5 separate regions of the Homo sapiens genome follow, and regions 1, 2, 4 and 5 are each linked to region 3. A link is a contact called in ENCODE Hi-C data. All regions are on one chromosome and are shown on one strand. Each heading gives the region's core, a stretch centred on a gene start or an enhancer-like site at or near the end of the contact. The rest is flanking DNA. Distances are from core to core; before and after follow the strand shown. Region 1 holds the start of INPP5A (inositol polyphosphate-5-phosphatase A). Region 2 holds the start of CASC2 (cancer susceptibility 2). Region 3 holds the start of BCCIP (BRCA2 and CDKN1A interacting protein). Region 4 holds the start of FAM204A (family with sequence similarity 204 member A). Region 5 holds the start of PPP2R2D (protein phosphatase 2 regulatory subunit Bdelta).

Region 1 (2,700 bases), core at 140-2,639, 6.7 Mb before region 3:
AGGGGCCAGGGGTGGGAGTCAAGGGTTAGGGTTTGGGAATTCTGCAGGCTCAAGGCCCAGGCTTTAAGACCAGGATTCAGGATTCAGGATTCAGGGGCAGGAGCTTGTTGGAGGAAGGGGCCAAGGATGGGATCTAGGAACCAGAGTTAGGGGCAGGGTCCAGAATTGGGTTTGGGGCCTGATTCTGGAACCAGGGTTCCAGGTTCAGGGGTCAAGGACAAGTGTTCAGGGCCATAAGCTGGGGCCTGAGGTTGAAATTCAGGGTTCAGAGTCAGGCTAGATTGGCTTTAGAGGCAAAGGGCCACAGTATGAAGGCTGGGATTCTAGGGCTAGAATTCAGTGATTGGGGAACAGGGACAGGAGGTTGGGGCCACAGCCCTGTGTCAGAAGTTCCTGGGTTAGGGTTTGTGGTTATGTTTCAGGGTTTGGGGTCCAGGGCTCAGGGACCAGAGACAGACGTTTGAGAGCAGGTTCTGTAACCAGAGTTCTGCAGTCAGGATTTGTGGTTCCAGTGACCATGGACCTGGGGTTCAGGGCCAGGGTTGGGGATGGGCATTCCAGGGCCAGGGTTCTGAGGATTCGGAAATCAGGGCTGGGGCTGGGTTTGGTGCGCACAGACCCGGTTTCTGGGGTTTGGGTTCCAGGAACTGTTAACAGGGGTTCTGACAGGGTTTTAATATTGGAGTTTCGAGGTCAGGATTTGCAGACAGGAGTTCAGAGGCAGGGTCCCAGGGTCAACGGTCAGCTGCTGGAGTCTGGAGGATGGGGTTCGGGGATTCAGGGCCCAGGTCTTCAGGTCTCGGGCTTGGGGATCAAGACAGGGGTCTGGGCTCCCAGACTTGGGAATCAGGACAGGAGTCTGGGGTCCCGGGTACAGGGATCAGAGTCTGGGGCCTCTGGGTCTGGAGGTTCACGGTCCAGGGTCCAAGGCTTGCAGTTCGGGACCCCGGGGTCAGGGTCGGGGGTTCCGGGCTTGGGGCCTGCCGCCGGCACGGGGGACTTACGTCGTCGAAGAGCGAGCCCACGTTGGCCGTGACCAGCAGCACCGCGGTGCCCGGGGCGGCCGCCTTCCCCGCCATGGTGCCCGGGCGGCGCGGGCGCTGGGCTGGGCGGCGGCGGCGGCGGCCGCTTCCTCCGGGACCGGCCGGCCGGGGTCTTCGCGGGGCCGCGGGGCGTCAGCTGCGCCGGGGGGCGGCCCCGGGGCGCATCGCGGGCTCGGCGGGTCGGCCGGGCCTGGCCGGGGCTCCGGCCTCGCGCTCGCTCGCTCGCTCGCTGCTCCGCGGCCCCGCGCCCGTCGCTCGCCGCCGCGCCTCACAGCGGCCCGCGCGCAGCCATTAGATCCGCTGGGAAAGTTCCCGCAGCCGCCGCCGACTCAGGCTGAGGGCAAGTCCCGCCCCGCGGAGCCGAGCCCGGGGCGGGGCCTGGGCGGGGCGGAGCCTGACTCGGGGTGGGGCCTGTGCGGGGTGGAGCCGGGCCTGGGGCGGAGCCTTGCTGGGGGCGGAGCCTTGAGGTGCGGAGCCTGAGTTGGGCCTAGATCTGAACAGAGTGGGGCGGGGCCTGCGGGGGGCGTGGCTTGTGCGGGACTTGGTGTCCTTGTGGAGGCGGGGCCTGCCCCGGGGCGGGGCCTCCTTTCGGGGCGGGGCCTACGCGGGGCGCTCTTGCGACCGGCGGCCTAGTACTGGTCGCTCCCGGAGGGCGCTCCTGTCAGTCAGGCCCGCAAGAACGCCGCGCCCCCGCCCCGCCCCCCGCGCCGCGGCTGCGCACAGACTCCGCCCTTCGCACTTCTATGACGTCACGGCCCTGCTCCGGCGGCGCCTCTTAAAGGGGCCCTGGGTTCCGGGCGCCGGCGGCGGGTGCGCTCTCTTGCGGCTCTGAGGGGATGTTCCAGCCCCCGCGCGGCCGCAGTCGTCCAGCCGCGTGCCGGGCGTGCGGGGGAGGGGAGCCCACCGGGGCGGCGGCAGTCGCGCCTGCAGGGGCCGGGCCACGCGCGCCCGGCTCTCCGCGCAGACGGAGCGTGGACCGTGCAGCTTCCCGGCGCGTCCACCCGGCTCCCTGGCCGCGACCTCACTCACGAGGAGCGGCTGCGGCCCAGAGAAGACGGAGGGGAGGCGGCGTGAGGCCAGGCGCATCCTGACGTCGCGGAGGGCTCCGGCCCGGGCCAGGCTGGGTCTCAGCGCGGGGCGTGCAGGGAACCCTCGCAGGGACGAAGGGGGCTCCAGGGGAGGGGGCTGGTGCGGGCCCAGGAGCGCAGAGCACGGAGGAGCAGCCGGCTCGGCGCGGGCCCCGGGGCAGCGATGCTGATCCTGGCCGCCGGAGGGGCCAGAGCATGGGCTGGACCCTGGGTCTGAGGCCGCGGGGACACAGCCGCCGTGAACCGGGACATGCCTGTAGATGGAGGAGGAGAACCACATTTGTCATCTTAAAGCTTCCAGTAGCTACATTTTTTAAAGGTAACAAGTAATAGCCAAAGTTAACAATACGTTTTACTTAACCCAATAGATAGATACATCATTCAACATGTAACCAGAATTTAACAACCTCAGTGAGATTCCTTCACAGGAAGGCTTTGCACGGGCACCTGCCTCTTGGCAGCAGCTCACAAGGCCGCTTCCAGTGCTCAGCAGCCCTGTGTGGCCAGTGGCCACCATGCGGAGCAGGCACTCCGGAGGATTTTGTGGACACAGATTTAGGGGCGGTCAG
Region 2 (2,700 bases), core at 38-2,537, 7.8 Mb after region 3:
TTGTTCTGTTTTCCACACATGGCCTTTTCATACACTGTCTCCCAGGGATGAAAAATTCTGCCTTGAATGAGAAGTTTTAAACCTTGCTTGAAAATAATAAACACGATACTTTACATGTTTATGGCCATTTAAGTTAAAAAAACGTGCATTTACATGTATCATATTGTTTTACTCTCAAAATTAGTCTTGTAAAGGGAAAAAAGGCATTAAGTAATTCAGTAAATTGTCTGCTGCATGCTAGCCACTATGAAGGGACTGCATGATAGACAAGGCAGTCCCAAAACTTAGAATTTCCTTGGGAAGGTAAGACACGAACAGAATTAACAGCAATGGGGTGGTACATAAGCGTCTCTTCCAATTGAGAAATAGAGGGGCAAAAGGAGATTTATGTGCCGCATTGTGCTAGGAAAGGCACATGTATTATCCCCTGAAACTCGAAACCCGTGTTTGGGGCATGGTCTCCACATGATTTGCACAGTCCACCACAGTGTGAGTCCCCACGGGGGTCCTTTTGACGTCGAGCCCATAGAGTCGTGATGGAGTCTTAGACATGAGGTAGAACTGGCTTTTTTACTCGTGAAAACACTGAGGCTCATGGAGGTGAAATGACTCGGCCAAGGTCACACACACTGATAGCGGCAGAGGCGCGGCCGGAACCAGGTCTTCTGATGCCAGCCCAGTGCCTCCCTACATCTCTACTCCCTGTGGAAACTATTTGCTTCCCTATCGCCCTTCGTCTGGGTGGGGGATGTCATTTTCAGTCAATTTACGGACTTTTCAAAAAGAGAAGGGTGGATAGGAGATTGGAGAAAAGTTTCCTTTCGGTCAGTGAAGAGGCCTGATTCGTTCCAACACCATTTATGGACCTGCTCCTGCCAGGCACTGGGCATCCAGGACACAGCGAACACAGATCCCCTGCCCTCAAAGACGCCCTAGTTAGGGGCGTCTCCGGGTCTTTGATGACCTCCTCTCACGAGCGGTCCCCAGCCCTCCCCAGGGCTCACCTGCCGGCCTCTGCAGGTACCCACGTCCCTAGGACCCGCCACTGGGCCAGGCCCAAGCAGCATCAAGCCCCGGGTCCCCGCCATTGCGCCCGCGTCGCGCGCCTCCAGTCGCCACGGCAACCAGGGAGGTGCTGACCCCTGACCTCGAGGCCCCGCCCCTTCACGTTCCCGAGACCAACATGGAGAAGGCCAACCCGGAAGTGCCGCCGCAGCCGCCCGCCCGGTGTTAGGAGCCGCCGGCCGGGCCAGGCCGAACCAAGCGCCCGCAGCCCTGCAGCCCGCTGCCCGCCCCACGTCCCGCCGGCGCCGGGGCGGCCGCGTTCCCCGCCCTCCCCCACTCCACCCCTGGCTACCCGCTCCCGCCCGAGAGGAGGAGCTGAGGCGAGGGGGAGGAGGAGGAGGGAGAGGTTTGCGAGAGGGAGCGAGGCCGCGTTAGCCGCCGGCGGTTCGTATTACCGGGGTCGGGAGGAGGAGCCGGGCCGAGCCTGCGGACGAACGCCGGGCGGGCGGGAGGCGCGGAGGCAGCGGAGGCTGCTCGGCCGCAAGGAGGCAGGCGGGAGGCCAGGGGTGCAGAATTGGGGCGGGGGCTCCCTTCACCCCCGCAGCCCTCCGCCCGGGTCCGTGTGGCCAGGCCTCACGTGCCCCGCAGGCCTGGGGAAGGTGGAGACAGGGGCGGGGGTCCGCGCAGAGGCCTGCACGGCGCGGCCAGGTGATGGTGGGCCTCTGTGTTTCTCCAGACGAAAGGGGACCCCCGGAGCGGCCGTGCCCCTGGGCTGCCCCCGCGAGGCGTTTTGACATCAGCCATAGGGAAGTCGGGGAGCCCTGAGCCTGCCTGTTTCCGTTAAGTGTCCTTAGGATGCAGTGATTAAGGAATTAGGCTCTCCCTCCGGGAGGGGCACTGCCTGTGCTAGGGAACTCGGGGGCAGAGAAACAGGACAGGATGATGCTGTCCGAGCAAGCCCAAAAGTGGTTTCCAACCCACGTGCAGGTCACAGTGCTCCAAGCCAAAGATCTGAAGCCAAAAGGCAAAAGTGGTACCAATGACACATACACTATAATTCAGCTGGGCAAGGAAAAGTACTCCACCTCTGTAGCTGAGAAAACCCTTGAGCCAGTTTGGAAGGAGGAGGCCTCTTTCGAGCTACCTGGATTGCTAATTCAGGGAAGTCCAGAGAAATACATTCTTTTCCTTATAGTTATGCACAGGTCCCTGGTGGGTCTGGATAAATTTTTAGGGCAGGTGGCAATCAATCTCAATGACATCTTTGAGGACAAACAAAGAAGGAAAACAGAGTAAGTTATGTAATTTATTTTGAATTTGGGGGAGTTTATATCTTATTTATGGTTTTTCTGTTCTTGGAAATTATCCGTATACTTCGGGCGTTGGTTTTTGGATTGAAATATGATCCAGTTTTAAGCACCATATTTGCATGAATCTGAAGTAAAAGTAGCACTCGTGATGAAATATTTTTTAAATGGAATCATTAATGATCCCTTATTCTTTCTGTTAAACATCTGTCAAATAATTGAATATTTTGTGGTGGATTTTAAGTAAGTTAACATTGTTTCAGTATGAGGACTGGATCACAGTATTGACCAACTAGAACTTCATATAAATTGTTATGGATTTTAAACCTTACAATTATCAATGAAATGGAAGATGAGAAATTAAATCTGGCAATGTAATGTTGATGTG
Region 3 (2,700 bases), core at 125-2,624:
GACTCATGATTACCTCTCTGATTTTATTTCCTATCACTCTCTCTTCCTTATTCTGATCCAGCCATCTAGGCTGCCTTTCCGTCCCTCAATTGTGAAGACTCTTGATTTTCTTGTAAATGAACTAGAAAGCCAATGCAGCAATCTAAGCAGAGGCCTGAGATCAGACCTATAAGATCTCTCTGACTGTAAGTGGAGTATAGACTGATTGTAGGGGAACAAAAATGGAGAAAAGAACGCCGGTTAAAAGCTGTTACATTAAATAGTAGTCCAGGCAAGAGATGATAGAGGTGTGGACTACGATGGTCTCAGAATTAGTGCTGAGAAATGTCTGGATAACAGGATTTACTGATGGGCTGGATATAGGATGAGGAAAGGGAGGAATTAAAGTTAAGCCCCAGGTTTTGGGTTAGAGCAGCTGGTGACTTTAGGGGCCATTTATAGAAATGGTGACGATTAAGAGAGGGGCATGAATTATTATACAAATTCTGCTTTGGACAAGTTAAGGCTGAGGTATCTATTTAAACATTCAGTAGGCTGAAGGATCATTCAGTCCTAATTGTTTACTAAACAAATAATAAGTACCTATATTGCCAGGCACTACGGTAGGACCTAGTCTGAAGAAAGGAACACAGTTCTATGAGACTATGAAACCAAAGATTTACCCACGACTTGGTCAGCTGCCCCAGGAGCCAGAAAATACAGCCTAGCTGAGATCTGAAGAAGGAAGGGAAAACTGCAGGATAAAGAAGAGCATTTGAAAAGGCTTCTACGGTAGAACGCGGCAAGAGCCTTCAAGAAACTGAGGGCCCAAGTGAGTGCCGCCCGCAGAGTGAAGAGGAGGACAGCTGCTGCCCCGAGGGGAGAGGGCCCCCTCTGCGAGCCCGGGGTGGCCGATTCAGGATCTGAGGCTTCAGCCTGAGAACTAAAGAGGACGAGAAGAACACACCTGTTGTGGCGGGCTTTTTCGGGGAGGACGCGGGTTGGGAGATTAACTGGACCGGACTAGACCTTTAAAAAATAACTACTATGGCTGCAGTGTGTTAAAGACCGAGGAGAAACCTGAGAAAGAACTTATCTCCAGTTTCTCCTCACAGACCCTCAGGGTCAGGGAAGACCCTACACTATTTTTACACAGCCTGGGCTTGCCAAAAAGTTTTTCTCAGGTATAAACCAACTAGGGGAGCGTGTCCTTCTCACCTCGTCAATGACCTCGTCCTCTTCATCCTTTTCCTTGTCACTGTCATCATCGTCTTCATCCTCATTTTCGACTTCTTTTTCCTCTTCCTCGTCGCGCTGGACTGGGGGATCCGGCGGCTGCGGAACCCCACTTTCCACGGCACGCCGCTTAGACCTGGACGCCATGTTGCCGCTCACACTGCGCCTGCGCAGCTTCCCCTTGCCTGACCTTCCGGACCAGCCCATAGTAGCCAAGGGGGTGAGGAACTACGAAGAAGCTCGGCGCTGAGTGCACGTCAACCCCAATGCCCCTGCTGGATTCCGCAGCCATGACCCCTTACAGTCACGTCCAGCTTGCGGTCCCATCTTGCTTTTTTCTTCCGCTTTCCACCCTCCATCACTCCTCCCAAAGCTTCCCCTCCCCTTCCCGTAGTGGTTCAACCCATCTAACCTCTGGCCTCATTCCGTGGCCTGGATGGCGGTGCGCATGCGCGAGCGCCTAGCTGCGCGCAGCCACCCACGCGACCCCAGTCTGAGGTGCGGGGTCCTGGGGCCCGGCGCGGGTGGCCGCCGCGGCCCCTCGGGCTGCGTGGGGAGGGGGCTTCCGCCCCTGTTGTCATTGCTCCTGCAGCCTTTTCGCTGGGACTGCGCGACACCGCCCCCCGACCGGGTGCCCGCTGTGTGCCAGGCCGGGTGCTGGGCACGGTCCCGCGAGGTAGGTGTCGCCGCCCGCTGTACCGGTACGGACGCCGAAGCCCGCGGGCGTGCAGGGGCCCGGCCCCGGGCGGTGTGTGACACAGTGGGGCCAGGGCCCCGAGGCTTCCGCGGACCTGGGCCTGCCCAGGCGGGGATGTCCGCTGCCGCTACCGCTGCGCCGGTGACGGAAGGCGCCTGCCCAGCCTACCCTCGCCGAGCTTCTGGAGCGCATTTCTTGACCTAAAAGTTTTTTTAAAGCCGGCACCGCAGTTAAAAATGCTTCGGCGGGGGGCCGGGCCCGGTGTCTCGCGCCTGTAATCCCAGCACTTAGGGAGGTCAAAGCGGGTGGATCACCAGAGGTCAGGAGTTCGAGACCAGCCTGGCCAACATGGCAAAACCTCATCTCTGCTAAAAGTACAAAAATTAGCCGGGCGTGGTGGCGGACACCTGTAATCCCAGCACTTTGGGAGGCCGAGATGGGTGGATCACTTGAGGTCAGGAGTTCGAGACCAGCCTGCCCAACATGGCGAAATCCCATCTCTACTAAAAATACAAAAACTAGCCAGGTGTGGTGGTGCGCGCCTGTAGTCCCAGCTACTCAGGAGGCTAAGGCAGGAGAATCGCATGCCCCCAGGAGACGGAGGTTGCAGTGAGCCGAGATCGCGCCACCGCACTCCACACTCCAGCCTGGGCGACAGAGGTAGACCCTATCTAAAAAAAAAAAAAAATGCTTCGGGGCCAGTGGGGTAGTCTAGGTTAAAGACCCGAGCCTATTTGGAGAGAAGAGTGGAGGGGACTGCGGCCAACTGCAGAGCGAGCGCCAGCCCC
Region 4 (2,704 bases), core at 40-2,539, 7.5 Mb after region 3:
TATTACTGAGTGCAATGCAAAATTTTATACACATTTAGCTTGCTTTGAAGAAAGACATTATTGGTAATGTTAACAGCAAAAAACAGCTGAGATTGAAAATTAGCGTGGGCTAGGTAACATGTTAAAGTCTTTATGTGTACAGTAGCCTCCCTTATCCGCAGGGAATACCTTCCAAGACTCCCCGGTAGATGCCTGAATCCTGGAATAATGGCGAACCCCACATATAGTTTTTCAATCTGATAACCAAGATGGCTACTAAGTGACTAAGAACCTGGTAGCCTAACAGCATGCATGGACAAAGCGATGATTCACACTGCAGATTTCATCAGGATATCCAGAATGGGCTTGCAATGAAACATTTGAATTGCTTATTTCTGGAATTTTTTACTTAATGTGTTTGGACCTTGGTTGACCCCAGGTAACTGAAATCAGGCTAAGAGAAGCCACAGATGAGGGAAGCCTACTGTATTTTCTTTTCTTTTCTTTTTTTGAAATAGGGTCTGGTTCTGTTGCCCAGGCTTTTCTTATATAATCATCACAAAATTAGCAAATAGGTACACTTAATGTTATTCTTATTATAAAACAGTATTTCGGAAAATGCAAATATTTCTAAAATAGCCCTATTCCCATCCCTATCCATAGGGTATTTTATCCTCTTCGCAGTGCTTTTCTCTCTCTTTTTTTTCCCCTTATTTTCTATGTTCCCCAAGCACCCCCTTCTGGGCATAACACAGTGCCTGCCACAAATAAGAAAAAAAGAAGTTCGGTAAACTTTTGGTCCAGTCAGTGAAGCACCTTGGACCCCATCACCAGACGGTAGGCGCCAAGAGAGCAAGAGTCAGCATGTTTTCTGCTAACCAGAGATTAGCACGATGCCTGGTACAAAGTAGGCGCCCAATAAATAGGTGAAGAAAGAAAAAAAATTAAAAAAAAGGAAGAGAGTGAGGGGAAAGGATGAATGAATGAAGACGTTTGCAGAGGGGCCTAGAAAGAAAGCACTCTGCAAGATTCTCCCTCCTGGTGGCATCAACTCTCAGTTCAAGGTCTATGTCAGCCCTTTCCTTGCCCAGACGCATTGGCCTACAGCAGGGAATGAAGAAAGAACAAAGTCTTTAAAAATGTTCAGAAGAAAGAGAAAACGGCAAGATAAAAGAGAGAAAAAAAAGAAAGAAAGGAACCACCTCCTTCGGGCGGACTAAAAAGGGAAGCCCCAGGAGGCCGGTTGCTAAGGCGACCCTAGGGCCAGAACGGCCCCAGCCCATTGGTTGAGACGCAGGAGCCAATGAGAAGGCGCGATGTTGACGGGGTCCTAAGATGGCTGCTGGGCGACCACTTCCTGACAGGTGAGTACGGCTTATGGAGGGTTGGTTACCCGCCGGTTCGGGCTCCGGCATGATGAGTCTGGGAGGGCCTCTTGTGGGCAGCCGAGGGAGGCGGCATGGGCGGCCTCATAGCTCCTCGGCCGAGCCTCCCGGAGCAGGCTAGAAAAGCCCCCGGCCCGGGGCCGCGGAAGCGACGGCGGGGCCGCCCTCAGCCTTCCTCGAAAGGGGCGTCGCAGCGGCCTCCCCAGCCTGTTATGTGGAGGGGGTTCTCCGTCCCACCCAGGTCAAAGTGAGAGGGGATTGAGGAGGCTGTCGATAGGGAAAACAGGCTCACGTTTACAGTTGCTGTATTCCGGAAAACAGCTCCAGTTAATGGGACTGCCAGCAGGCTAGACATCCTTCGCCGGAATGTGCAGCGCTTAGTTCTGTGCCCGGGAGGGGCTTCTCTCTCTTTTGGGATTGGAGTGTGGCATTGCCGCCAGAAAGCCTGCAGAATTCCGGGTTGTGCAGCCAAGCAGGAACGGTGTACCTTTCTAGACCCATCCTCTTGCAATCTTGGACCCTGTAAGTATTCTCACAGCGGAATCGACTTAAAATGAGCCTTGAACTGTTAACTTGGTTTATTGTCTTTCCATGCAGGATCTTGGGTCTGGGAAAATGTTTTCCAGGCCTCAAGTAAACGAACACTCTCTTTAATTAAAACAGTTGAATACATGCAAAATCTTGCTAAATAAGTAGTTTTTCTGGATTCGCTCTCAGGCCTGTAATTCAGTTGTCCTTTCTGTACCTTTTTTGAGAAAAGGAACACATTCATTTCATAAAAGTAAATAGGATATTTACGTTAATGTTGATGTTAACATGCTTGAAAATAGTAACTATTTTTAAGTCACAGACTCTGATTATGATGTAAATTACAATCTTCAGATTGTTAAATAATTGTGGCTTATAATTAGTATACAAGTGAAATTAATTTTAGATCAGACGAAGTTCAGGCTTCTGGAATTATTTCTAATCAAATACAAAATATAGGAAATAAGACAGCCTTATACGATGAAAATGGAATTTAAATTCTGGAATAGAGATGGAAAACATTTACCCATCGAGCTGCTCAAATATATCTTTTGGGTTTTGATTATAAGCAGCTGTCTGGTTGTCCAGAAAATATGACATTATTACTCAAACCTCTGACTGTGACTTTGACTTTGATGTATGCAACTTAGTATAGCATCTTGCATAGCTTTCTGTACTCAAAAAGTACAGAAAAAAATTCTTAACCAAATTTAACAAGTCTGTAATTATAGGCTAAGATCATTCTCAGCCCCAGTCGCAAATCCTTGTCCCCGCTTACAACTCTGCTCTGTAAAATTCATAATCTAAAGCCA
Region 5 (2,700 bases), core at 6-2,505, 6.1 Mb before region 3:
GAAAAGGTTAAAGGTTTACAATGTTCAGTAAGATGTATGAACAACAACAAAAAAGTCACTATGACTCTGAATCTGAAATATTAATCAAACTTCTAAGACTCGACCAAGTTCTCCATTCAACGGTGAAAAAGGAAAGCTACATAGCTTTTTAACTTTAAGGTGACAGGTAAGCTTCATGGGAAGCTGGGGTGGGAGGCACTTCCCAGTTCCCTCCCACCACCCTAAAACTTTGTGCCTGGGCCAATTTGAGAGTATGATTTAAGGAAAAGACCAGTGAACTTCAAGTAATACCATGAAGTTCAAGACTAAAATCTGGAATAGAGACCTTAAAATATATCAGTAGAGAAAGTAGCAGTACCTCACAGTAAAATTCAAGGATTTTAGAACCGCAGAAAGCAGACCTTAAGAATCAGGGAGCCGAGGCAACCAGCTCGCTCAAGAGCGCACCGCCGATGAAACGCAGAGCCTGGTGGGGGCCGAGGCCCCGACCCAGCCCTAGGCGCGTTCCCAGCCTCTGGGCCATTGTGCCGCGCTGCCCGAGCGCACGATATGGACTCCGTTCCCGTCCCCGGCTCCGCCGCGGTCTCCTCAGTTCCGCCCCAGGCAGGAGGCAGCCCCGGGCTTCGGTTCCGCCCCGGGCAGGAGGCAGCCCCAGGCGCTGGGTTCGGAGGACCCGGCCGCCCGTGACCTTGGTGACTTACATAAGTCCCGCCGCGGGCCCGACGCCTCCGCCCGTGCCCCGCGGGCCGGGACAGCGGACAGAGGACGGCCGCCCCCCGATCACGGCCCCCAGCTCGGCCCCTGGCCCCTGCCCCGCCCGGCCCCCATCCTCCTGCCTGCCTTCCACGGACGCTTGGGGCCCGGAGGCCGCGCGCGGCCGGGCTGGGAGCTGTCCGCGAGGGTCCCGGGGCGGGGCGCGGCGCGGGGCTCACCTTCGGCCACGTCCTCGTCGATGGCCCCCTTGACCTGCGAGAAGCACCACTGGAAGTCGTTGCCGCCCGCGGGGCAGCCGCCGCCTCCGGCTCCTGCAAACACAACGGGGCGGTCAGGCCGGCCGCGGCCCCCGCCCGCCCCCGTGGTCCCCGCCGGCCCGCGCAGACCCCTCACCTGCCATGGCAGCCGGCGGCGGGACGGGCGGGGACCGCGGCAGACCAGGGAGACGGCCTCCGCGCCGCTGCAGCCGAGCGCTCAGCCCCGGGGCCGCCACCACCGCCGGCGCCGCCGCCGCCGCCGCCGCCGCCGGGGAGGGATTTTTTTCCCTTTTCAAAATGGCGCCCAATGCCCGTCGCCCCGCTCGATGACGTCATCGCCCTCCGCCTCCTCGGACGGGCAGCGGACGGGGCGGGCCGCGGGGGCTGCCGGGGGCGCCCAATGCGCCTGCGCCCGGCGCCGCTCGGCTGTAGGGGGGAAGGGACGCCTGGGCGACTGCGGAGGGAAGCCGGGGTCGCCGGGCGCAGGCCAGCTCCTCGGCCCTCGGCCCTAGGCCTCCCGCAGTGGTCCGGTGTGCACCCGGCGCTCCCCAGAAGACTAGCGCCGCCGGCCGCCCCTACTCTCCGGGGACTCCCGGAGAGCCTAAGCTGCGGCCGGACACGCCTTCAGGGCGCCGCTTGGCCGGACACGCCCCCATCCCGCATCGGCCAATGGAAACGTGGGTTCTCCGTGGAACCGCCAATGGAGGACGCGCTTGGCGGCGGTGGGCGGGCATGTGGGCCGGCCTCACCTGAGCGCGCCGTACCTGAGCGCTGCCTCCCGCCCACTGCCCCCGACGCGGAGTCTCGCTCTGTTCCCCGGGCTGGAGTGCGGGGGCGCGATCTCGACTCCCTAAAAGCCTCGACCTCCTGGGCTCAATCCATCCTACTGCTTCAGCCTCGGAAGTAGCTGCGAGCACAGGCACGCGCCGCCAGGCTCGCTGATTTTTAAATTTTTTGTAGAGACGGGGGTCTATGTTGCTCAGGCTGGTCTCGAACTCCTGGGCTCGAGCCATCTGCCGGCCTCGGTCTCCCAATCCTGTCCACCTCCCTTTCGGAGCGCACCGTTGCTCACCAGATGGCTACCTTAGGGGTTCTTGGAGCTCCCAGTGCAGTCTTAGGGAAACAGGGCCGATCGTTTCATTTGCGGGTGGTTTTCTCTGGCATACTGAGCGATCATGGGTGCTCCTCGACTTACAGTGGGGCTACCCTCCCCGCAAATAAGCCCTTCCTAAGTCAAAAATGCATCTAATACCCAATCTACCCGTCGTAAAGTTGAAAAATCTGAAGTCGAGCTATCATCAGGGGGACTGTCCCTATGGGATTGATGTCCGGAATCAGAACTTCTTTCAGGGTAGCTGCGGTGGGCACTGATGGTATTGCACCACTAAAAGACAGTCGCTGCAAATCAGGAACATTCGTCCACTCCATTAATATTATTTATTGACAGCTCCTGCCACGTGCGGCACACTCCACAGCCCTGGGGGTGAGAGGTTAACAGAGCAGAGAAATCTCAGCCCTGGTAGAGCTTACCTTTCAGTGGGGGAGACAGACAATAAGGAAATAAATACATAATAAGTCGGAGCTGGAGAGAAAAATCAGGGAAGAAGGAAATGTGTATGGGGAGAGTTGGAGTCTTGCACGGGGTGACTGGAGAAGACTCAAGGATAAAGAGCAAACCATGCAGACGTCTAGGAAAGCTTGGCCAGGAAGGGGAGACCACCAAGTGCCA

Evidence for each region. Hi-C counts contacts between places; a loop is a spot of excess contacts on that map. Pooled maps may share reads with other maps.
Region 1: a loop to region 3 is called in a map of naive thymus-derived CD4-positive, alpha-beta T cell, with 26 times the contacts of the local background. The contact joins the promoter of INPP5A here to the promoter of BCCIP in region 3. A Hi-C loop is called at or near these places in 1 of 168 maps with a recorded cell type or tissue (naive thymus-derived CD4-positive, alpha-beta T cell), 1 of 37 single-sample maps with no recorded cell type and 6 of 50 pooled maps.
Region 2: a loop to region 3 is called in a pooled map, with 20 times the contacts of the local background. The contact joins the promoter of CASC2 here to the promoter of BCCIP in region 3. A Hi-C loop is called at or near these places in 5 of 50 pooled maps.
Region 4: a loop to region 3 is called in a map of B cell, with 15 times the contacts of the local background. The contact joins the promoter of FAM204A here to the promoter of BCCIP in region 3. A Hi-C loop is called at or near these places in 2 of 168 maps with a recorded cell type or tissue (B cell and CD4-positive, alpha-beta T cell) and 6 of 50 pooled maps.
Region 5: a loop to region 3 is called in a map of naive thymus-derived CD4-positive, alpha-beta T cell, with 18 times the contacts of the local background. The contact joins the promoter of PPP2R2D here to the promoter of BCCIP in region 3. A Hi-C loop is called at or near these places in 1 of 168 maps with a recorded cell type or tissue (naive thymus-derived CD4-positive, alpha-beta T cell), 1 of 37 single-sample maps with no recorded cell type and 10 of 50 pooled maps.

The regions. Positions count from the first base shown.
Region 1 is chr10:132,536,476-132,539,175 of GRCh38, reverse strand. It overlaps INPP5A (inositol polyphosphate-5-phosphatase A), which reads right to left and starts at 1,389. Exons shown (of 16, transcript NM_005539.5): 1 at 1,005-1,389. The coding sequence starts at 1,079. It overlaps LOC107984282 (a long non-coding RNA gene), which reads left to right and starts at 2,253. Exons shown (of 4, transcript NR_158224.1): 1 at 2,253-2,450. RefSeq lists an enhancer at 439-488 and a silencer at 1,269-2,368.
Region 2 is chr10:118,045,408-118,048,107 of GRCh38, reverse strand. CASC2 (cancer susceptibility 2) reads right to left here and starts at 1,287. Exons shown (of 4, transcript NR_026940.1): 1 at 1,005-1,287. It overlaps RAB11FIP2 (RAB11 family interacting protein 2), which reads left to right and starts at 1,167. Exons shown (of 5, transcript NM_014904.3): 1 at 1,167-2,297. The coding sequence starts at 1,945. RefSeq lists a silencer at 1,240-1,729.
Region 3 is chr10:125,822,220-125,824,919 of GRCh38, reverse strand. BCCIP (BRCA2 and CDKN1A interacting protein) reads right to left here and starts at 1,374. Exons shown (of 7, transcript NM_078468.3): 1 at 1,198-1,374. The coding sequence starts at 1,362. It overlaps UROS (uroporphyrinogen III synthase), which reads left to right and starts at 1,662. Exons shown (of 10, transcript NM_000375.3): 1 at 1,662-1,891. RefSeq lists silencers at 610-829, 1,586-2,015 and enhancers at 1,306-1,505, 1,049-1,734.
Region 4 is chr10:118,340,909-118,343,612 of GRCh38, reverse strand. FAM204A (family with sequence similarity 204 member A) reads left to right here and starts at 1,289. Exons shown (of 9, transcript NM_022063.3): 1 at 1,289-1,343; 2 at 1,686-1,886. RefSeq lists enhancers at 1,129-1,348, 985-1,484.
Region 5 is chr10:131,899,563-131,902,262 of GRCh38, reverse strand. It overlaps PPP2R2D (protein phosphatase 2 regulatory subunit Bdelta), which reads right to left and starts at 1,255. Exons shown (of 9, transcript NM_018461.5): 1 at 1,108-1,255; 2 at 933-1,025. The coding sequence starts at 1,114. RefSeq lists silencers at 446-495, 676-1,075, 1,146-1,655 and an enhancer at 1,896-1,995.